Linked DNA regions of Mus musculus: region 2 is linked to region 1. Evidence: chromatin loops called from intact Hi-C (ENCODE). Cell type or tissue: left cerebral cortex. All regions are shown on one strand. Each heading gives the region's core, and the rest is flanking DNA. Links, peaks and the distances in the headings are about the cores only. Region 1 holds the start of Olfr1337 (olfactory receptor 1337). Region 2 holds the start of Olfr1340 (olfactory receptor 1340).

Region 1 (11,506 bases), core at 1,354-9,353:
AGTATCTGTAGAACAACATTTTTAGAGAGGCAGATCTAATGGAAAGAAGTTTTTAGACAGAGGTGTCATGAAATTGGAAGGAGAATGGTGAAATGATGGATAAGGTAGCAAAGCTTATGGGAGCACTAGGAGAGTGTGGCTATAGGAAACATGTCATTGCTGAATAGGGCTGGTCCTTTGCCTACCATGAGCAGGACCAGCTGGACAGCCTACAACATGGAGCCTTCACACTGAAGCCCATCCTGCTTATCCTGCTGGGAGAAGGACAGTGTTGGACAAGATGGAGAATGGTTTACCCTCTGGATTGTGTAGCCCCGACAAACCTCCACAGTCTGTACTGCAACCAGAGACCATGTTTGTGTCCATGGTTTGTGATACAGCCAGGGGACATAGTGATGTCAGTAGTTCATGTTGCTGCCCCATTCCATGTTGATGTCTGTGGCCCATCTGGATGCCAGTGGTCTGTGCTGCAGCTGAGTGTCGTGTTGGTGCCCGTGTTCCATGCTGTCACCAGAACTATGTGGAAGTCAATGATCCAGTCTACTGTTGGTTGTGATGGGTAAGGAAGCTTCCTTTGTAGTGGTATCAGTGACAATTGTAGACTCATAGTTGAGTATAAGAGACACTGAAGGCTTCTCTGACAATCTCCCAACACACACTAGTAAAAAGAAATAATGCAGACAGGAATCCATTGAAGAAAGCTCACAAAAAAGTGATGGGGTGCTGACATGTAAGTCTTCACAGTAGATGACTTCTGGCATGGGCTTGGGCTGAGGAAGGACTCAGTTATCTTTTAGGGATTAGACGCTGAGAGTTTAACACTCTAGTCAGGACATGGGCAACACTAATTAGATTGGTGTGGTTTTCCTTTGTTTTCTTTTCTTTTTCTTTTATTGGTGGGGGAGGGTACAAGGGTCTGGGAGTACACATGGGAGGGCTAGGAAGTGAGTGTGATTGGGTGCATTGTGAAAATTTTTCAAATAAATAATAAATAAAAATAGTAAGACAAAAAAATTAAAATACAAGCCTAAAAGAAACTTTAAAAACAAAACACAGGAGTAAATCTTCATAACATGGGATCACGAAAACAATCTTGTAGATCTAATGAAAAAATAACAAGAGATTCAAGTGCTTGGCCAGGAGCAGTGTAGTATGCCTTTAATGTCTTTAAGTAGGCTGGAGGATCTCTATTAATTTGAAGCTAGCTGGGTCTACACAGTGAGTTCTAGGCAAGGCACGGTTACATAGAGTGTATCTGTCTCAAAAAAGTAGTGTATGAACTGGATTTTATCAATTTGAAAACGTTTATAATCACAAGACATCATCCAAGAATCAAAAATTCCCCCCAGCTGTAGTGCCCAATCCCTTAATCCTAACACTGGGGAGGTAGAGGCAGAAAGATTAAAAAACTCAAAGATATCTTAAGGAATATGGAATGTTCCCAACTAGCCTAGGATATTGGAGACTTCTCAAAAGATAAATATATATGTAAACAATAGTACTGAGCATAAACTATGAATGAAGGGTACCCTATCTCCGCAATATGTGGCAACAGAATAAAATCAGGGGTTGAGGCCACATTAGGGAAAGAATGGTTCAGGCACCGAACCACAGAGGAATGTGGTGTTTGGTGAGAGAAGAGCTACTTTGCATATGACAGACAGTTCATACTCACCACCATTGTAGGGTTGGAAGGGAATCAGCAGAGGGTAGCCAAAGGTGAGACACACCCTTGGATGCTGCATGCAACTTAGAGCAGACATTGGGAGGTTCTGATGAGAACCCAGCTCCTTCTCTTTCAGCAGCACATCATTTCACAGGAGAGGTCACCATAGCCACCCATAGACCACACTGAACATATATGTGATATTTGCTCTCTGAGCTGTATTGATTCTGTGCCACAAATTATCAGCTTAATTTTGTCATGACAGCACATGCTGAGGTACTTAGTATACACTGCCTCAGTCTACAAGTTGTCTCTAGTATCCTGCTATCCACAGCAGGCATGTTTTGTGTTGGTTTATAGATATGCTGTTGTTTCCTGTGAACTATTCCAGGTTACGTGATGCATATTACTTGCTGCCTTGTCCGTAAGGGAACCAACGCATCAGACTATAGCTATGTAGATTTCTTCTCAACAGACAAAAAACTTCTCACCTCCTGCTGTCAGCCTGGACAGTACTACTTGATTTGGCCACAAGAATGGGTGGAAATAGAAGCAGACCACTGTAGAAAAGCTGGGTCATTTTTATTATTTCCACTCTTTCTTACCTTTCGTAATAGCATGGGATGATGGTTTGAATGTGCTTAGCCCATGGAGTGGTTCTATTTGGAGGTGTGGCCTTGTTGGAGTAGGTGTGTCACTATGGGTGTGGGCTTTAAGACCCTCATGCTGACTGCCTGAAAGCCAGTATTCTAGCAGCCTTCTGATGAAGATGTTGAACTCTCAGATCCTTCCTGCCTTTCAGGAAACTGCCCTTCTTCCTGCCCCCTGATGATAATGAACCTGAGAGCCAGCCCCAATTAAATGCTGTCCTTATAAAAGTTGCCTTGGTCCAGATAACATGTTGGATATAACATTCCTCCTTAAGAATGAACATGAGAACAGAGAAGGTCACACCCCAGAGCTAAAAACATGAGCAACAAGTGAACCATTGCCATTACCATCCAGTAACATTACTGAGGTGTTTAGGATTATACCTTAGTGACACCTGTCAATCAGGACAACAATGTTGGTTTCATGATGTTTTGTTCCAATTACTAAATACTACATTGGTTCAAATGCATATATTGATTTCACAAAAGAAAGAAACTGTACTTTTCATAAATAGTGAATACTCAGACTCAAGCTTCCCAGTATTCTGGTTTACCAGGCCAGCCTACCATGTCCCATCACCTTGAGAAATGCCCTCTTGATATCTTTGTTTCTCAAGCTGTAGACCACAGGGTTGAGCAAGGCTGTGAAGACATTGTAAAAGAGTGAGATCTGCTTGTCTCGCTCAGGGGAGTAGCTGGAGTTTGGCCTCATGTAGATGTAACTGGCTGGAGCATAGAAGAATGTGACCACAGTCAGGTGGGAGGCACAGGTAGAGAAAGCCTTGCAACGGCCCTGGTTGGACTTGATCTTGAGAATCGCCATGGCAATACCAATGTAGGAGGCCACAATGAGGGAGATTGGAATAACAACCACAAAAACACTCAATACAAAGTCCACCATCTCAATGACATGAGTATCCATGCAAGCCAGGCTACGCACTGAAGGACCTTCACAGAAGTAGTGGTTGATCCTGTTGGGTCCACAATATGGCAGACTCATGGTGAAGAAAGTATGTAACAAAGAAGAAAATAAACCACATATCCAAGACCCTCCTGCCAACCGTATGCACAAGCCCCAGTTGAGGATGACAGTATAGCGCAGTGGATAGCAAATGGCCACATACTGGTCATAAGCCATGACAACAAAGAAGGTGCACTCAGTCATACCCAGGGCACCAAACACATACATCTGCAGCCAGCAGCCAGCAAAGGAGATGGTCTGAGAGTGAGCAAGAAGATGCACCAACATCTGGGGCATGGTGGTGGTGACATAGCCCATATCCAACAGGGAGATGGTACAGAGGAAGAAGTACATGGGAGTGTGCAGCTGTGTGTCCAGGCAGACCAGCATGATGATGAGCCCATTGCCCAGGACTGAGCTCAGGTACATGAGAAGGAAGACAATGAAGAGGATGCTGTTGGTCGTGGGGTCACTGGAGAAGCCAATCAAGATGAACTCAGAAACCCAACTTTGGTTCTGCCCTGGAATCATCCACATGGTGGAGGCTGTAAGAGAATCCATTATTCCATGTGTTACCTGACACATGACATCGATAGAGGCAGAAAGGGAAGATACAGACTGAGGAGATGGCTCAAAGGTGAAGCACTGTGTGGTTTCTAAGGGGACCAGACAGCTCAAAGCTGTGTCTAACTCTAGTTCCATAGGATTTGACTCTTTCTCTCACCTCCACAGGCCAGACTCACACATGTTAAGCAAGCATCATATAGACAAAGACCTAAAGACATAAAATAAAATAGAACACTCTTTAGTTTAAATAAAACAAGTCTGGGATGTGGGTCCTGAGCTCAGTGGTCAGATCCTGTGTATTCTTCTTAAGTCATGAACCTCCCAAAGCCTCAGTCTCTTCATCTACTTAATGAGACTGTTGATAGTCATGGCCTGGGATTGTGATGAATAGCTAAAGCTTCTCACATAACTCCTGGAAACATGTCATATGCTGTCTCACACTTTCAATCCGTCTCTGAGAAGGCAGAGACAGGAAGTCCCCACAGCAAGAGGGATAAGCTACCCTCGCTGAAATGATGAGAACTAGAGTCAACTGAGAGACCCTGCCTCAATGAATAAGACGAATAGCATAGCAACTGAGGAAAGTTTGCTTATTAGTCTCTGATCTCTCTCTTAGTCTCTCTCTCTCTCTCTCTTAGTCTCTCTCTCTCTCTCTCTTCCTCTCTCTCTCTCTCTCTCTCTCTCTCTCTCTCTCTCTCTCTCACACACACACACACACACACACACACACACACACACACAAACACACACATACACACTAAGAGAAAGACAGAGAAACAGACTGACAGAGGCATGGCTGCCACTGACATGCAAAAATTAGTAAACAAATAGATGAAAAGACAGAACAAATGAAACCCAGGCCTATGCACATAAGGTCAAATGAATACGGATAGAAGCACATGTGTGCACTGGGGACACTGTGAAGCCCATGTGTGCACTGCACTGGGGACACTGTGTTTCTGCCAGGAAAATCCCCACCTCCCTCTGCACAAAATATATCCATTGCACTGTGGATTTAAGGGGTAAATCTAAAGCAATCAAATTTATTTTTAGAATCAAACCTAATAAATATCATCAAAACTTTGTCATTTTTGAATAAGCAAAGATTTTCTTAAAGGAACACAAAAAGTACTTTCCATGGAGTAAAAAATAGTGGTAAGCTGGAAAAGTCAAAACCAGTACTCAATGAATTTCTACAAAGACTTAGAAAAGCACAAACAGAACATCAGACACTCCAGGAGAACAGAGAACACTACTGAAGGCCTTTCACGGAGGCAGCTGTCTATTGGGCACTGATGAGGGTAAGAGGTTCTCAGCACCATCACTCATCTGGACATTGCAGAGGACACCACAGAGCCACGCCCACCTCTGCTTCTCAGGCTCACATCCCCACACACCTACCAGCCTGGCTGCAGTAACACGTGTCTAGTATTAACAGGGGTAACTAGATCCAACAGGGGAGAAAATTAAAGTGATCCCTTTAGTGGTGCTTGGCTGTGCTCCCTAAGGTTGAACACACTCAATGCATTGTCCAACAATACAAATATTAAGTATAATTCTGAAACAATATGTAAGCACATAGACACATACAAACATATGATCAAGGAAAGGCATGTAAAGGAAATTTTCAAACACTATTCTTAATAGTCTTAAGTAGGGCTCCACTCATATGCTGATGAGCAAGACAGTGCTTAGGGCAGGAGATGTTTTGATGGGAGTAGAAACATGAAAGAGACTTGAAGCCATCCCCAGTCTTCACTTTCCCTGTCCCCGTCCCCTCTCCTGACCAGTCCCTGCTCATCATACACACAGTTGTCCTTTCTTTCACCCAGGTCAGGAGACCATCCATCCTCTCTTCTGTTATTCCTGTATCCATCTCCATGTGACCCTTACTTCTAAATTTTCCCTCTTCAATACAGTCTTTTTTTTTTAATTAAAATAATTTGTCAGGGGCTGGAGAGATGGCTCAGCAGTTAGGAGCAGTGACTGCTCTTCCAGAGGTACTGAATTCAACACCCAGAAACCATATGGTAGTTCACAGCCATCAATAATGGGGTCTGATGCTGTCTTCTGGTGTGTCTAAAGACAGTGACAGTGTATTCATATTAAATAAAGAAGTCTAAAAAGTATCTTAAAACCTGTTTTTGTACACTGCACATTGAAAATATTCTTCTCCTCCTTCACATCTCTCAGATTCTCCCCACCCAACTTCATGTTCTTTCTCCTCCCAAATTATCTTTCAAGACAAAAGATATAAAAGAAAAAGAAACAACAAAATTTAAAAAACAAACAAACAACAACAACAACAACAAAACACCTAGAAGAAAGAAACAAACAAAACAGAACCATGGAGTCACTTTCCTGTTGGCCGACTGCTCCTGACCAAGTGGCTTACCTTGGGGTGTGACAGAGACGTACAGTGAGACTCTACTGGAGAAAACTGACCTCCTCGTTCCTAGTGGGTATCAGTTGCAAGTGAGTTCTTGTTTAGGGGCAGGACTTGGTGTTCACTTTCCTCTCTGGCTGGGTATTCATCTGGGTCAACACATTCTTCATGAGACTGCTACAGGGATTTTTCAAGAATTTTCAAGCTGGTCCTATGTGGCCCCAGCTGAAAGCCTTTTAACAATTCTGAAGCCCCATCATTTGAGGCAGGCACACTGCTCATGCCAACCTGCCTGCTCTGTGAAGACTAAGCCTCAGGATGCAGCTGTCTCCTCCACCTCCCCTGTCTCCATGTACAAATCTCCATGCAAGCACACTGTGTCCTGTACACCTCTGCCTCTCTCCCACCTTAGGGCACAGCTCTGCCAGGAATGCTTCCCTTCCACCCCTAACCCAGGTAGGATATATCCTGTATTTCCTGTTTATTCCCTGGTTACAGTCTGAAGAATCCTAGAGGAGTCTTTCTTTCTCTCCTAGTGACTGAATTCCCAGACATTAATAAAGAATTGTCTAGAGTAGGGTATGACTGAATGGATGCTTTTCTAGACTTTGCAATAATAAAAATAACTAATATTAATTTTTGAATAATTTCTACATTCCAGTCATTGTTCTCCTAAGTTTAGGCTAACATCACAACTCACTGAAAGAAGTGTTATTACCTGTGTGTTATAGATGGGAACATAGGACTGGAAAGGTCAGTTTGTTCCAGATTACAACATTGGCATGAGAGAAGTGGAAGTTGAGGTGGTCTGGCCTCAGAGCCTGGCTCTCAGTCACTGCCTGCTCTGCTCTGGCACACAAGTTCTCAAGGTGGTGCTGAAGAATGCAGACTTCAGTGTCCTAAAATTGAGCTCATTGAGATTGTGCACAGACCAGAGCTCCCAGGACAGAGCTTACTGGCTACCCACAGACCAGCTCTCCTGGACAGATTTCCCTCTTGTCTGACTGTGGGAGGCCCTGGAGTGTACTAAAGAAGAAGAATCCAAGGAAAGAGTATCTGAGGTGGCATTTGCAAGCATGGGAAGATCATTTAGTCATGCAGAGTCTATTATGTTTTCCCAGCTCAGTGGCCTCCGATTTAGCTTACAGTGTTCCACCAGGGCTGCTGGGCCAAATCTGTGAGCCCAATACTGCAAATGAAGACATCAGTATTGAGTGCAAGGTTATATGATGTTACACAGGTAGCTCCAATCCACAAATATAGCATCTGGAAGGCTTAAGATCAGTAGTCTACAGAAATCAGTACTATGCTACAGCAGACTTGCTTGCCTCACCCCAAAAAAGAAAATCATGATGGCCATGGCTACAAAGAGCATCAAGCTGTGTCTCTGTGGTGTGGGAAGACATCTTCAGAGTCACTGACCTTCACTGCTCCCTCATAGACAGGGCTTTCTGCTTGGCTTGAGCTCTTTCAGCTTAGGACTCCACATTCTTTCTTTATCAGCATGATTTGAAACAAACTCTCTATAAATATTCATTAAAATAATAAAGGTAGAAAGGAGGAAACAAGGTTGCGAAAGAGAAGATAGAAGAGTAGGAGAAGGCAGAAGAGGTCTGGGAGTTTGAGATGTACGCACAGAGGAGGAGGAGATGGATGGCATGCCTTCTAGTCACCTACAGCCCATCATGTGTCTGACCCCACTCACAAGCCAAACACCAGTGACCACCTTACCACTTGTAAATCCAGGGATGTGTCAATGAGTGGCTGTTTCTTGGTCTTACAAGAGCAAGGCTAAAGGGGAATTTCCCTAAAGGAACAGAGTGAAGAGGTACAGCATGCTAGGCAGCCCAGACTCCAGAAAAAAAATGCCAAGGTGCTATGGAGTTTAAGGGGCTGAGTCTCTTTCAAGGGTTCACCCTTTACAAAGGCTAGGCAACACTGGCTCTTGAAGATGGTGTCTATAAAATCCTGCTTAACAAAGGCAAGCTCAGACATTTTTACTTCTTCACAGTGGGACCAGCAGCTGAGTTTTTGTGACTTGGCCTTCTCCCTTAGCTTCCCCCAGGAGAGAACAGAAAGGCTCATTTCTGTTCCCAATTGGGATGGTTAGATGATTCCTGGGATAGTATAAACAAGAGCACTACAAGTGAGACCCTTGAGGTCTGAGCAGGAGGAGACAGCCCACGAGTGAAGGGGTGGTAAACTGTTCCCTATTATAGACTAACTTGGGAATAAGCACAGCTCAGATAACAGGAGATGGAATGTGGTCAGCTGATACACAGGTCAAGAACAAGTTCTCACTGTGATTCCTTTTGCTCTCCAAACTGTGTCCAGACAAGCAATGATGAGACCATATTTGAATCACACTCCTCTTCCTTCCTTAATTACCGTGGGGCAAACCAAAGACTTTCCTTCCTGCTGTATATGTGAGCAAGTAACCTAGCCACTCTAGTGCTTATAAAGTGAGAACAACCATGGTGGCTTAACGGTAGCTTTCAGAAAAAGACAGTTTCTTACTCAGGCAGAGGCCCTAGTTTGGTTCCCAGCATGCAAATAGCAGCTCACAACCATCTATATCATGAGTTATAGAGGATCTGGTAGCTTCTAGTGACTTCCCCAGGGTTCAGGCATGCTTGTGGAGTTGGAGGCAACATGCTCATACGCATAAGCAGAGACAAGAAAAAAGAGTCAACCATGAAACAGCAACATGGAAGTCAACATGACATTCTCATGACAGTGTACAGAGGAAACTCTCCCAGGGGCTCATGAATCTTGGATGGGAATAAAACTGGGGACCAAATATATCAAACTCTGGAGCATGCTCTCCTTAACACATTGTTGTTCTGCCTTGGTTTCCTCTTCTGTAGAATCCAGAAGTAACCGCTTCCCTTCCAGGCTTGCTAGACTAAAATGTGATGATGTGCTGCACCTGCCGCAAGTACTGGCCTATGGTCCGTGACCTTGAGTTTCTATCCCTGCCTTCTGTCTGAGTCTCCAATTCCCAACTATCCAGAAGGAGAACCCAGGACTATAAACATCTTCCTTGTTGGATCGATAAGGTTTTAGAATTCCTGTGAGCACAGGACTGTGTGGTGCATGAGTTTCATCTCAAGACTTGGGAGGCAGAAACAGCTGTGTTTTATAAGTTCAAAGCCAGCCTGCTCTACTGAGCAAGCCAAGCCAGTTCAGCTAAGGATACGGAGAGAAACCACGTTTTAAAAACAAACAAGGAAGCAAGCAAACAAACAAAAAAGAATTTCTGCGAGGTATTCCATAAACACAGTGACTATTAAAAGTTAATTATATAAATGACAGTAAAGTAAGTTGTATTGGAATAAAGACAGAATATCTGAGAATGGTGCTAAGCTCTGTAACACCTGAGTAAATAGAATGCTTGAGTCTGGATTTTGATTTATAACATCAAAAAAAAAAAAAAAAGGCAAAAAACTCCAAAACTCTTTACATCCTGATGATCAACTACATTTTCCTGTGGTCTGTGTTCTAGAAGTTGTCTGGTGTGGTGCACTTGCTGGTTGAAATACTGTGTAGTGATATGTGATCTCAACTGCTGTTCAGTGGCTTGTTGGTAACCATGAAGCTGGCTATGATCAGTGTATTTACACCTCAGTAATAACAATCAGCTCTAATCAGAAGCATCATGGCACAGCCCTGGCCCCTACAATGCTGTTGCTAAGCATTGTCCCACAGCTCTGACCCCAACTCTTCTCACTGGTGTTGGTGATCCCCATTAGCTCTGCACAGGCAGTGGAGTCCAGGCAGACTCTTCTCTCCCAGGATCAATAAGGAGACAGAGGTTCAGAGAGAAGCAGACAGAACTGAGTGTCACATGTAGGATGATGCAGCCACCCTGGCTCTGTTGGGTTTATTCATAAAGATTTTATTATAGATTCACTAGAAGAGGAGAGGAGAGGAGAGGAGAGGAGAGGAGAGGAGAGGAGAGGAGAGGAGAGGAGAGGAGAGGAGAGGAGAGAAGAGGAGAGGGGAGGGGAGGGGAGGGGAGGGGAGGAGAGGAAGAGGAGAGGGAGAGACAGAGAGAAAGAGAAAGACAGAGAGACAGAGAAAGAGAGAGACACAGAGAGAACATTTGACTAAGACATGGATTTCTACAACAAGGCAGAAAAGCCATCACATGTTAGGAATGATACTTGATAAAAGTGAAAAAGGTCCATCTCTCACAGAAAGTGTATTTCAGATACCGCAAAAGAGACAAAAGAGGAAAAAATGGGAAGAGGGACTATGTTATACCTTTCTGAGTGATAAAAGTATACATGCCAGTTTTATTTTCTTAGATGAAATTGTCATATCAGGGGCTTGCTGCTAAATACACTCAGTTTTCTAGCACTTTCTGAATTCTGGCTAGCTAAATCACCTCAGCTGTTTGGCTCAAATGCCTCTCCAAGGTTATTGATTCAAACGTGATTCTCAGATTCACACTGAATTGCTCTGCTTGGTCTCAAACTAAGTCTGCCAACCTGTTCTAATCTTCGGCTCCTTCTCATTCTCTGGCTCATTCTGTCTTCACCTGCAACCTGTCTCCGTAAAATTGTCCTAGGAAAACTGGCTCCTCTTTATCTCTGTCTCTCTGTCTCTGTGTCTCTGTCACTCTGTCTTTCTGTATCTCTCTCTCAATCTGTTTTTTGTAATGCAATTTCATCACTTTATTTAAATCTTCCAAATAGTCTTTATTCTACAGTTTTAGTATAAAAATATCCCCAAGTTATGTGCACCACAGTGTAGAGAGACATATAACGCTGAGCTTCCATAACAGTTGATGGTACAGACAAACACCACAGGTACAGAACAGAAGATAAAGGTGAAGTAAAATATCAGATAAAATAAAATAAAATCCAATCTTGGAAAACAAATAAAAATATAAGGATCTCTGAAATATTAATCCTAGTGAGATCTCACTGGACTCAGGTCATGTCCTAGTGAGGCATTCACGTGACCCTACTAACCCACCTCAGGAAACTCCTGGGAGCCCAAATGGCTACACGAGACACTCAGGAAGTGATAGCTAGTTTTTAATCTAAAACTCCCTTAATTAGGCTTTAAAGCCAAGCTTTTGATTCGCATCTTCCTCCCTGCCTGTCATTTTTAAATTTTCCTAGGACAGGCTGCACTGAGAACTGTTGTTTAAGTTCCTGTTTCTGGCACCATGCTAGTCTGGGTTCATGGTGATGCAGAGATGGTTTATGAGGCTGGTCCAAAAGGTACCCTTCACCTTACCTGGAGATATACAAAACCTGGCGAAA
Region 2 (11,506 bases), core at 2,088-10,087, 55 kb before region 1:
GTATTCCTGTGACAACCTGACCATGTTTTGGGGAGGACTGTGGAAGGACTTTGGAACTTTGGGCTTGTAGATCCATCCGTTGTTAAGAGCTCTGTCGGATGTCGTGTAGGAGCTTGGAAGATAATGTTGAGAACACTGCAGAAGATGGAGCTCTGGTTTGTGAAATTTCAGAGGGAAAATTAAAGACTCTCTTCAGGGCCATTGCTGTTTTGATTGTGAAGATTCTGTAGTTCTGGTTAGCTGGGGCTGAAGAATCAGCTGTGATTAACAAGATACCAGAACTACCAAAGCAAAAACTTTGCATTACTGGGACTATTGATGCTGGTTAGCTGGAGCTAAGAAATTAGTGGTGATTAAGAAGAGACCAGCATCATTGAGGTGACATCTTCTGGGAAGTGTTTTCTGAAAGCACAAAGAGGCTGTGTTCCAGAGATGGCCAAGGTTGTACTCCTGCTGCAGCAGGACTTGGTAATATGTAAGGGTCACCCAGGTGGTACTGGTTTTGAAGGCATGAAGGGGTCACGCAAAGCAGCTGAGGCTTGGCACTGTGAGAGGCCATGGAAGGCCATTGGTGAAGGTGCAGCCTCAGTTGCAATTGAAGGCCCAGGACTGAAGGGGTCATGCAGTGTTTTGGAGATGCCAGTACCATGAGATGACCACCAAGAGCAGCAGCAGCAGTGGAGTACAGGCATCTGGAGCCTAGAGGATGACGTGTGTGCTACAAAGGGCCTGGCTGGAGAAGTGACCCAAGCCCTTGGAGGAGCCCAGAAGATCGTGAGTTGGATCCCAGACATTGGACGGTTAGAGATTGACTTTTGCTTTTGATTGTGACTGTGCCCTGATATTTTCCCTCTTGAAGGAAGAAACTGTTTTAGTGGAGCCCACAGTTAAGAGACTTTAATTTTAAAATGACTTTGGATTTTAAAAGAGATGGACATTTTAAAGAGTTTGAAATTTTAAGAATATGTAAAGACTGTGGGACTTTTAAAGTTATTTAGATATTGGGGATGAATAAGATTGTAAGGATTGAGGCTTACTAGTGATGTGTTTGTGTGTCAAGTTGACAAGGGGTCAATTGTACTGGCTAGTTTTGTGTCAACTTGACACAGCTGGAGTTACCACAGAGAAAGGAGCTTCAGTTGAGGAAATGCCTCCATGAGATCCAACTGTAAGGCATTTTCTCAATTAGTGACCAAGGGGGAAAGGCCCCTTGTGGGTGGGACCATCCCTGGGCTGGTAGTCTTGGGTTCTATAAGAGAGCAAGCTGAGCAAGCCAGATGAGGCAAGCCAGTAAAGTACATCCCTCCATGGCCTCTGCATCAGCTCCTGCTTTCTGACCTGCTTGAGTTCCAGTCCTGCATCCTTTGGTGACCAACAGCAGTATGGAAATGTAAGCCGAATAAACCCCTTCCTCCCCAACTTGCTTCTTGGTCATGATGTTTGTGCAGGAATAGAAACCCTGACTAAGACAAATGTGAAATAGGTATTTTCTGTCTTTTAAACTGAGTAGGCATGTCAGGTTTCCCACACTGACATCTAAAGGGGACTATGAAGATCCAAACATATGAGGCCAAGATGAGGGATAATGGGATCAGAAGCAAGATGAAGCCCAGGATGAAACTTGAAACCTTTGCTAAACTGTTGGGGAAAATTGATGGTGTGGGAGACAAATGACAATTTCACATGGTGAGACCATAGGACTTGGGATTTGGGTCCTGGCTCTACGTACTAAGTTTCAACTTTGGAGCTCCAATTCTCTGTAAAGGAGACAAAGTGTGGTTCTGACCTGAATGGGTTGTGGTGACAAACAGATCATGCGCAGTGAAGCATTCTTTATGGCGACTCTTGATAAATGTCCATTTCCTTTTTCAGAGCCCAGAAAAGATGGAAAGTCCTGGTGGTAGCATTCTGTAGCAGGCATTTAGGAACCATCAAGGGGTCGGAGAGTGAGAGTCTGGTCAGGAACATCCTCTGTTGCTAGGCTGCCATTCTCTCATTGAGGACTGAGTCCACCTTAAAGTGAAGATCCACCTATGCCCACCCTTCACCTCTTCTGTGAAAGACAGAGCTGTGGAGGACTTCCCCCTGCTGACTAAGAGCAGTTCCATTCTCAAGTCCACATCTCTCATCTTTTTGAGAAATGTTAGAAGACAAAACTCTTCTCAGGCTCTCAAAATTAGAGTCCTGATGGTTATCATTGTATGTTAATTCGTTTTGCTGTACCACTGTAGGAAGGGTCAGGAGGGTAGGATGAGGCGACAGAGTTTCTAAAGCAACAAAGTGGGGGGGGGGTTGTTTTTTTGTTTAATTTGTAAAGTTCCAGGAAACCTTTATTCAAAAGCAACTTGATGAGTATACAGACCAGAAATAAATACACTGTCACTCAAGAGAGAGGGCCACACTTGAGGGTAGTCAAGGTCACAAAGTGTTTTTTTCTTGAAAATGTGGGTTCTGTACAGAATTAGAGGCAGAGGACAGAGGGATAAACTGGGTGCTGTGGTCTTTTATTCTTTCTTTCTATGTGTATGTGTGTGTTTTTAAACTTGTTTGTTTTACATTGCCCCTTCTAGTACCTACTTGTCTTGAAATAATGGCATTCGGAAACAACAGGCATTCCTTTCGACTTGTTTAAGATGTGTGTGTGTGTGTGTGTGTGTGTGTGTGTGTGTGTGTGTGTGTGTGTATTTTCTTTGACATAAGACTTCTGCCCTTTGCAGTTTTTTCACAGTAACCCTGGTGTTTATTGGGAGTAGTTAGTTGGACAACCATTAAAGTACTTAGTGGAACTTCTACTAAGTACCTAGAGCCTGGCCAGGCTAATTTGGATAGATTACTTCCAGGGCATAGTGGTAAGTATTTGACTTTGAGTTCCCCATTTGTGGGTTTTTACAAAGAATTTTATCATGGATTTTGCAAATTCTAGCAAGGAGGACAGTAATATTCCCTCTTTTCTCTTTAGAAGGAAGGCCATGCACAGTCGAGGCTGGAGAAATCACAGCTCTGTAACTGAGTTCATCCTCTTGGGCTTCTCCAGAAACCCCAGGACCAATTGGATCCTTTTTTTTCTCTTCCTCTTCCTCTACTTATTTACAGTCCTGGGTAATGGACTCATTGTTACCCTGATTAGAATAGATGCTCGTCTCCACACACCCATGTATTTCTTTCTCAGCATCCTCTCCCTCCTGGATCTGAGTTATGCCACCACGACCGTGCCCCAGATGTTGGCTCATCTAGTAAGCAAGACTAAGACTATCTCTTACACTGGGTGTGTGATTCAGATGTATATTTTCTTGACACTAGGCATCACTGAGACCTGGATTTTTGCAGCTATGGCCTATGACAGATATGTTGCTATATGTTATCCACTCCACTATGGAGTCAAGATGAGCCAAACCCTATGCATAGCCCTGGTGGTCAGCTCTGCCCTTTGTGGCCTCATCTGTGCCCTTGTCTACACAGTCTTTGCAATGAATCTTCCTTACTGTGGCCCCAATGAGATCAACCACTTCTTTTGTGAAATCCCTGCTGTCTTGAAGTTGGCCTGTGCAGACACATCCCTCAATGACCAAGTAGACTTCATCCTGGGCTTCATCTTGCTTCTGATCCCATTATCCCTCATTTTGGCCTCATATGTTCGGATCTTCATAGCCATTCTAAGGATCTGCTCTACCCAAGGACGGATGAAGGCCTTCTCCACCTGTGCTTCACACATCACTGTGGTCACCATGTTCTGTGTTCCATGCATGGTCATGTACATGAGACCTGGCTCTGAAGCCTCCCCAGAAGATGATAAGAAGCTGGCCTTGTTCTATAATGTCATTTCTGCCTTCCTTAACCCCATTATTTACAGTCTCCGGAACAAGGATGTGAAGAAGGCTTTCTTCAAGTTAATTGGAAGGGGTGAGGACACCCAGTAGGAAGAGTGAGGCTGTCTGCAATACTTCGGGCCTCTTGGGTGTGCCACCCACAATTTCACTGAGGTTCTTGGATCGAATGAGAGAGGATTCTCAGGATGAGGGAGACACAAGAAAAGAATGTTCCACATGAATTTACTAATGGATACACCGGGAAAGGACTCAAAGAATTGTGCCCAAGAATTAGCCGTGTCACTCAATTTCTATGGTTTTGGAAAGGTCACATTGGTTTGCAGCATTCACCTCACTTTTGGGGGGGGGTTAATTTCCAGCTGTCAAATGTGTTCTGTAGTATTCATTATGCCCAAATGATAATAACTAAGGTGGCCTTTGTATAACAGTCACTCAATAATTTAAGTGGCCTTCTTTTTTCTTCTTTTTTTTTTGTGGTGGTTTTCATTTTCATTTTTCTTTCCTTTTTTTCCTCCTCCTCCTCCTCTTCACCTTGAGGTGTGTGTGTGTCACTATATTGCCTTGACTGGTTTTGAACTTAAATAATCAGCTTAAATATTCAGTCTCCTGGATATCTGAAAATACAGGTATATCCCCTCTCTCTGATGCCTGACTGATATGTATTTATTTTTTTTAATTCACATATTAACTGTAGAGGTGTGCAATATCTCCTTCATAAAAATAAAGACACCGAAACACAAAAATATCAATTTTCTAAATGTCATCAAGCTGAAAGTAACATGGCAGAGGTTGAAGCCCAGGGCTTAGTTCCAAGGCCCAGGCTCTGATATATTATATCACATTACTCTGAAACATCCCAGAGAGAATTCTGAGGCTTAGCTGAGACAATGAAAAGCTACAACTGAGGAAGGCTAAAAAGAACCCTAGCTGGTGGTGGCAGCACACACCTTTGGTCCCAGCACTCGGGAGGCAGAGGAAGGTAGAGCTCCATGAATTTGAGGGCAAGCCTGGTCTACAGAGAGTTCAGGGGCAGCCAGAGTTATATGGTGAGACCCTGTGTCAAAAAAGAAAAAGGTTTTTATTCTAAGGTCATAAGTGCAGGGCCAGATCCCTGGAGTCTGGAGCTCTGTTGAGAAGTCAGCCCTTCCAGCCCTTACACTGTGACATTCTGTATCCTGAGTGAATAGACCATGTGTAGTCCAAAACAAAGTCTCAATACAGGTTTGGTGGGAGAGTTCCTTCCTAGCTGAGTTGGTCAGCTCTGCTCTCAGATCTTCGCTGTCATGGGCTCCTCTCCTATTGCGGTTGAGTCTGTTCCAGTTGTGGCTTCCACTTTCAACAGCTGATTTTCCCTTGGTATCCTCGGATGCCAGAGAGACATGAGACAGTGGGAAGTACCCTGGGCTTTGATCTTGGCTTAATTTGTTGAGATCTTAAGAAAAAAACAATCACACTCTCCAGAATCCAGTCCTCTTTGAACTCAAATGGAGGTGATAACCATGTTCTATTGTCCGTACTATAAATTGTTTTAAACCTCAAATGAGAGTGGGGCTTAAAATTTAGATAGCGAGAGCCATTCAACTACTAACAGAAGCATGTGTTTCTAAACCTCAGATGTGAAGGTCAAATTCATTCATTCAGGCATTATGGGAACAATCATGGTAGCAACTGACTGCACATACAGAGTCATACTTTCAGCAGAGAAAGAGTTGGGGGTTGGGGAGGGACATACCCACAACATCAGTTGCCACATCAGGAAATAAACCATTTCTGGTGTTTCAAACCAAGTCAAATTTCTATCAAGGGCTGGACAGATGACTCAGTGGTTTAGAACACTGGCTGTTCTTGCAGAGGACCGAGGTTCAATTCTCAGTACTCACATGGTGACTCATGACCATTTGTAACTCAATTTCAAGGGATCTGATGCCCTCTTCTGGCCTCTGAGAGAACCAGGCAGGCATCTATTGCATAAACATGCATAAAAGCAAAGCATCCATACAAAGAAAACGAAATAAAGAAATCCTTTCTTAGTTAAATATTTTTCTACCTTTCTAGTTTCAGGAAAATTATTAAATTGCTTAGCAAAAAGAAACACAAGGAAAATCTTTTAAATCAGCATTTGTCACATAAACACAAGATTAAATTTAAAAACATCCCAGGTATTTTTAACCAGTTTGGAAGTTTTATGGTTGTGTGTGTGTTGTTACTTTTCTGTCTTATTTAATATCATTTGTTTGTTTTGATATTTTTGGGAGAGAAAGAACATGAACTTGGGTGGGTAGGGAGTTGGAAAAGGATCAAAATATATTGTATACATTAAAAAAAAAACAATAAAAATGTTCAATAGAGAAAACTAAAAAATAAAGTTTTAACTATAGACTAAGAATGGCTGAAATGTTACAAAAAAATCCCCAAAGACCAATCAATGCTAAGAGTGTGCTTTGTTCATTACAACTCCCGCCAGCATAGAGAGCAATCATGTCTTCCAAAGTTGCTAATGTCCCCAAGCATTAAAGAACACTGGCTCTCAGGGTGATGTGAACTGTTGAAGGGAAGTCTCCAGGGTGGGTTTGCTGCCTGAAAGACTCAGCCTTGAAGGAGAAAAGCCCTGGGGAGGAGGAGCCTTGGCATCTAAAGATAGAAGTAGAGTTGCCAGCAATGCATGCTCATTGTGTTTCTTGGGGACTTGTTAAGAAAAATGCTCTGGGGTCATTAGAAGGGCAAGCGGGACATCTTTGGAGATGAAATGGGCCTTTTTTCTTAGAGTTCTCAAGGCACTGAAAATCCACAGCAGGCCCACCCAATTTCCTCACCTTCTAGCATGACGCCTCTGCTCTGATACTACCAACTTCTCAAATATCTTCATAGGCTGGTCCAGGTCCCCACCGTCTCTTTCCTACTGTCTTCTCACCTAATCATAAAACAGCCTGTGTATTTCTTCAAGAATTTTTCTAGTTATTTTCAGACTATGAAAATTTAAGAATTCTTAATACTATGGACAAAGCTTTCAACTCTGGCCCCAGAAGCAAAAAGGTCATCAAACTGTCAGAAATTAAGACGATTATAAATTGACATCTGTTTAAAATGTTGATCAAAAAGTGACTCTCAAGAACATGTAAAATAATTGTATATAACAATACAATAAGTATTATCAGGAAAACTGTCCAACTCATATAATGGACATGTGAGGGTCATTATATCACAGCAATTGTGGTTTTTTTCTCAGATAACTGTAGATCCCATTCCTCCAAAGATGTGTCTCTTTGTAGCAGACAGAGACCATTACAGAAAACCACAACTGGTTAAAACGCACAAAGAGACTGGTTGTGGTGTGTCCAGTTCCAGTTAATGTATCTACAACACAAACTAAGGCTTGGGACCATCATGGAAGAAGGCTCAGAATGATTGCAAGAACCAGAGGGCTAGGAAATTGCTGTATTATTGTGTCTCAGGAATTGACGGCGAAGCTTCACCAATGTAATATGGCTCCCCATATCCCTATTTTTCTTGAGGGAGAGTAGAATCTCTCACTGAACTTGATGCTCACCAGCTGGCTCAGTGGCAGAAACTTAATCCGAGCTATCTCCCAGACCCTATTTCCATGTTTTATATGCCGTCTATGGTTTGAAGTCCTCCAGGTCCTACCACAATCTTCTTAAGCCCTAAGAACAACTTTCATCACCTTATCCTGGCACTCAAGGTCCCCACACCCCAAACTCCTGACTTTCCCAATCCAAGGTTCTTCGCAACCCATGGTGGCGTCATCTCCCTATGCTACCTCACAATCCAGTGTGGACAGATTTATGAGCACCCACTGGAATAAATAAATTAGACCATCAGATCCAACCTAAATTATAGGTATATTTGCTACAACTGTTTCATATATGTTTATATTTAGCCCTATAAACTGTCCTGTCTTACAATTGCTTCAGTTTGCTATTGTGAAAAGTGAGGTACAGAGGGTTGCCCTTTTGTCAACTATTGCACTCTTATTAAGTGGTAGGACCAGTATTTGATTTTAAGTCTTCCTCGGTTTTGCTCTCATGGAGAGTATTTATCATTACCTCATCTTGGCTTAAGATCTATGAAGGATGCCACTGTTGCTTGAATCATATTCCCTTCCCTCCAGAAAGTCAAAGTATTTCAGGGCTACAAAATTTCAGCACACAACATAGTCCAGATCCCAGCAGAGCACAGTAGAGAGAACGAGAAGCTTGAGGGGCTGAGCAGAGATCTATAGCTTGACCCTACACCCCCTGAGGAACATGTTCTTTTTCTCAAGATCTATGGAAAGCTTCCCTGACATGTCTGTTTAGCATTCACCCTTACAAGTCTTCACTGTGTATGTGTGCGTGTTCACATGTATACACAGGCGCATGTTTGCATGTATATGCAGGTGCATGTTCACATGTATATGTAGATGCATGTGCACATGTATATGAAGCTACATGTTAACATGCATATGCAGGTATATGTATGCATACATAAAGAGGCCTGATGGTAACCTTAGGTCATTACCAAGGTCTATATTATTTGCAGGTAGAGTCTCTCATCAGCCTGGAGCTCACCAATTAGGCTAGGCTAGCGGGTGAGCACACCCTAAAGATCCTGCAATCTCTGCTTCCACGTCTTTGTGATCACAAGTACACATCACCATGTCTGACTTTTACATGGATAGGCTCTGGGCACTGAACTCAGGTCCTTATGCTTGGGCAACAAGTTACTACCAGCCAAGCCACGTCCCCAGACCCCACCCTGGCATTTATTTCTTAACCCATGCATTTACTCTACTTGATCTTCACATATTCATCTCCACTGACAGAAAAGAGGAAAAAGGAAAGGACTTGAGAACAGGGAGGAAACTTGGGGTTGAGAGGATCAAGAGCATTGGTTATGGAGGTCTTCTGTACCAAATGGAAGAGTTGAACTGTGTGCTCAGGGTCTGAAAGGGCTGCAGTGGGACCCAGAGGACCTGAAGGCACAGAAGACTCATTAAGAAACTTCAGCTTCATCCTCCCTGAGGACAGGGAGCAGAATGTTAAAGGAAAACCTCACCCACTCCTAGCTCAACCTTCACACAGAGCCTAGGTCAGGTAAGGAAGGAAGCCGCAGAGGTTGCCTGAGACATACAGTCCTCACAGTCCTACAAGATGCACTCCATCTGTCTCCATCACCTCCATCCTATCTCCCATTCCTGTCCCTAACCCTCATCTGTTTGCCCCACAGTTGCCTGCTTCCAAGTCCCTTCCACTCACCTCAAGCATTTCATCCCTGGTTTCTGCTCTTCTCAATGCTCTCTGGATCTCTGTCCTCCTCTGGTCCCTGATGTCTCAGCATGGCTCTCTCTTCTTCTTTTCATCTCTGTATTTGTTATTATGTTATTCAGTTGAGACAGAGAAAACTCGAGGGAGAGGGGCTGCTTCTGTGGAGATGAAGCAGTGGGCTCTCTTCTTCGGTCCCAGGTTTGGATCCTTAGATGGAGGTACAGGACAAGAGGACTGGTACTGAGGGTGAGCATGGAGATGGCAAGTTACAGTAATGGCTCAGAAATCCTATTTGAGGCTTTATGAGAGTCAGACAGCTTGAGGCAGACATTGGGACTAGGAGGGAGTGTGCAATGTCATTGAAGAGGAACAATAGCAGAGTAGAGCCTGGCACCCTACCATTCTCTCTGGAATGCCTCCAGCCCAGGCAATCATAATTGGACTGACCCCCCCCCCATTTACCTATTCCTGGTTCTTTTGATTGCCCATCTGTACCCCCCTCACTTTCTCCACTCTGTCTCACATTCTGGTCAGTTTTTTAGCAGGGACTGTCAATGAGATGTTTATTAGGACTTTCTGCAGCTCAGGCACCAGGTTTAGGGGAAACCTAAATGTGGCAAAGTCCTTCTCTTCCCTCTCGGTTCTATAGATGAAATGTTCCTCTTTGTTTCAATTTTTCTCTACTCAACATGGCCTCCTGATCCTTCTTCATAGCCTGTTTTGATTTGTCCACAGGCCCGTTAAGGTACCATCCAGAAATGAGCATGCTGTTCAACACATGGCCTGGCTACTGCAGACACAGACCACCAGCCCAGATCTACCAGGATCCTTTCTCAATGATGTAACCCCATGCTGACCTTAAGGACTCTCTCTGTACTCACCTGGTGTAAGTCCTCAGCTCTTTCCCAATAACTTGCTGTCTCATCTGAGCTTCCTATAGTTTGATCATTCTTTCCATTGAGTCAGGGATTCACTATGTAGCTCAACCTGCTCTTGACCTCTCTGTGAGCCCTGCCTGGCCTTGAACCCAAGGTCCTCTTATCTCAGCCTCCTGAATGTTAGGACCACAGATGTGGACTGCTGCCATGACTAGGTACAGTTGGATGTTTTAGTCAGGTGTGAGGAGAGAGTCTAAATTTGTGTTGTAGCATCTGTGTTGTAGGTACCATCCAATTGTTTAATCCAGCTGAGGCTGGGCATCTGATTTTCAACCCCAGATCTTCTTCACTATGTACGAAAGCTTCCATGAAGAAGAGTCCTTGAGGCTGGTCTGTTGGAATGTGGACTTGAACTTTCTGATGGGCACAATTGCAGGCATCTATGTCCACTTCATCCTCACCTCTGTCCCTTCATCCCTGCCCTACTGGACCTGGCACATTAATGGAGCTTGTTCTTAGTTCTTGATGTGTCACTTCACTCCTTCTGTTGTCTATTCCTCTGATGTATACATGCTCTGACCAATTTCTACCTTAGTTAAAACTCCTCCAACCCCATGTTCTGGTCCTGACATCTCATCTTACTCATTTACAGCCCAGTTCACCCCACAGAACCCAGTGCAGTCTGGCATCTGCCCCAAAGCGTAGAAAGCAGCTACTAGTCTGTCTTAAGTAGAAGTCAGCTTATCGAGTCAAGCAGAAAGGTTCTTGCTTGGGGGTGAGTAAGAGCAGGATGAAGCAGAACTGTTGAGTGACTCTACCTAACAGAAAGTGTCAAAAGCGTCCAGAGGATAGACAAACACAGATACAAGTAAAATTTACTAAGAACTTCCTCTGCTTTTGAAGTTGTATATTCTCCCCACATCTCCAACTCTCTCAGATGTTCATAGAAAGGGTGCTGGACATATATGCCTTCAGAAAGGAGGAGAAGTGTCTCATTCTCTTCTTCCCTTTCTGTAGCCTGCACCAGGGAGATGAAACAGTGAAGTGTGTAAGGGCAGGTCTCAACAGAGGGGGAAGCAGGGGACATTTGTGTGTGTGTAGAATAATGAAGGGAAAAGATGTTCTGGAGGCTCTGGCCTAAGACACAAAACATCCAGAACTTAGACCTCAGTCTTGGAACTGACATCGATCCCAAGAAAGATTAAGGTCTTGGGATGGGCAAAGTGACTAACTGTGCGTTCTAAGATGTGCCACTAGGTCCATTTCTGTTTGCAGTGGAAGAATGCAAGGCTCCTCCTATGAGAATCACAGCTCCGTGTCTGAGTTCATCCTTCTGGGTTTCTCCAGTAATTTCCAACTTAATATAATCCTCTTCAATGTCTTCTTCTTCCTCTACCTCTCTACGCTTGTGGGCAATGGGCTCATTGTCACCTTGATCCACCTGGACTCCCGTCTCCATACACCCATGTACTTCTTCCTCAGTGTCCTTTCCATGCTGGATATGAGCTATGTCACCACCACAGTGCCTCAGATGTTA

The links. Hi-C counts contacts between places; a loop is a spot of excess contacts. Peaks named below come from ENCODE experiments on the same cell type or tissue, not always from the same donor. Only the 100,000 strongest peaks of a DNase experiment are listed, where the experiment ranks them.
Region 2: a loop joins it to region 1, with 2.0 times the contacts of the local background. A loop is called at or near these places in 4 of 42 quality-filtered maps.

Annotation. Positions count from the first base shown.
Region 1 is chr4:118,778,770-118,790,275 of GRCm38, forward strand. Olfr1337 (olfactory receptor 1337) reads right to left here and starts at 3,817. Exons shown (of 1, transcript NM_146309.3): 1 at 2,867-3,817. The coding sequence starts at 3,814. The coding sequence ends at 2,867. In left cerebral cortex, for the core only: no CTCF peak of the experiment used is centred there; no DNase peak of the experiment used is centred there.
Region 2 is chr4:118,723,280-118,734,785 of GRCm38, forward strand. Olfr1340 (olfactory receptor 1340) reads left to right here and starts at 2,970. Exons shown (of 1, transcript NM_146304.2): 1 at 2,970-3,917. The coding sequence starts at 2,970. The coding sequence ends at 3,917. Olfr1339 (olfactory receptor 1339) reads left to right here and starts at 11,252. Exons shown (of 1, transcript NM_146852.2): 1 at 11,252-11,506. The coding sequence starts at 11,252. It also overlaps the pseudogene Gm21942. In left cerebral cortex, for the core only: a CTCF peak has its summit at 5,758 (motif pointing left); no DNase peak of the experiment used is centred there.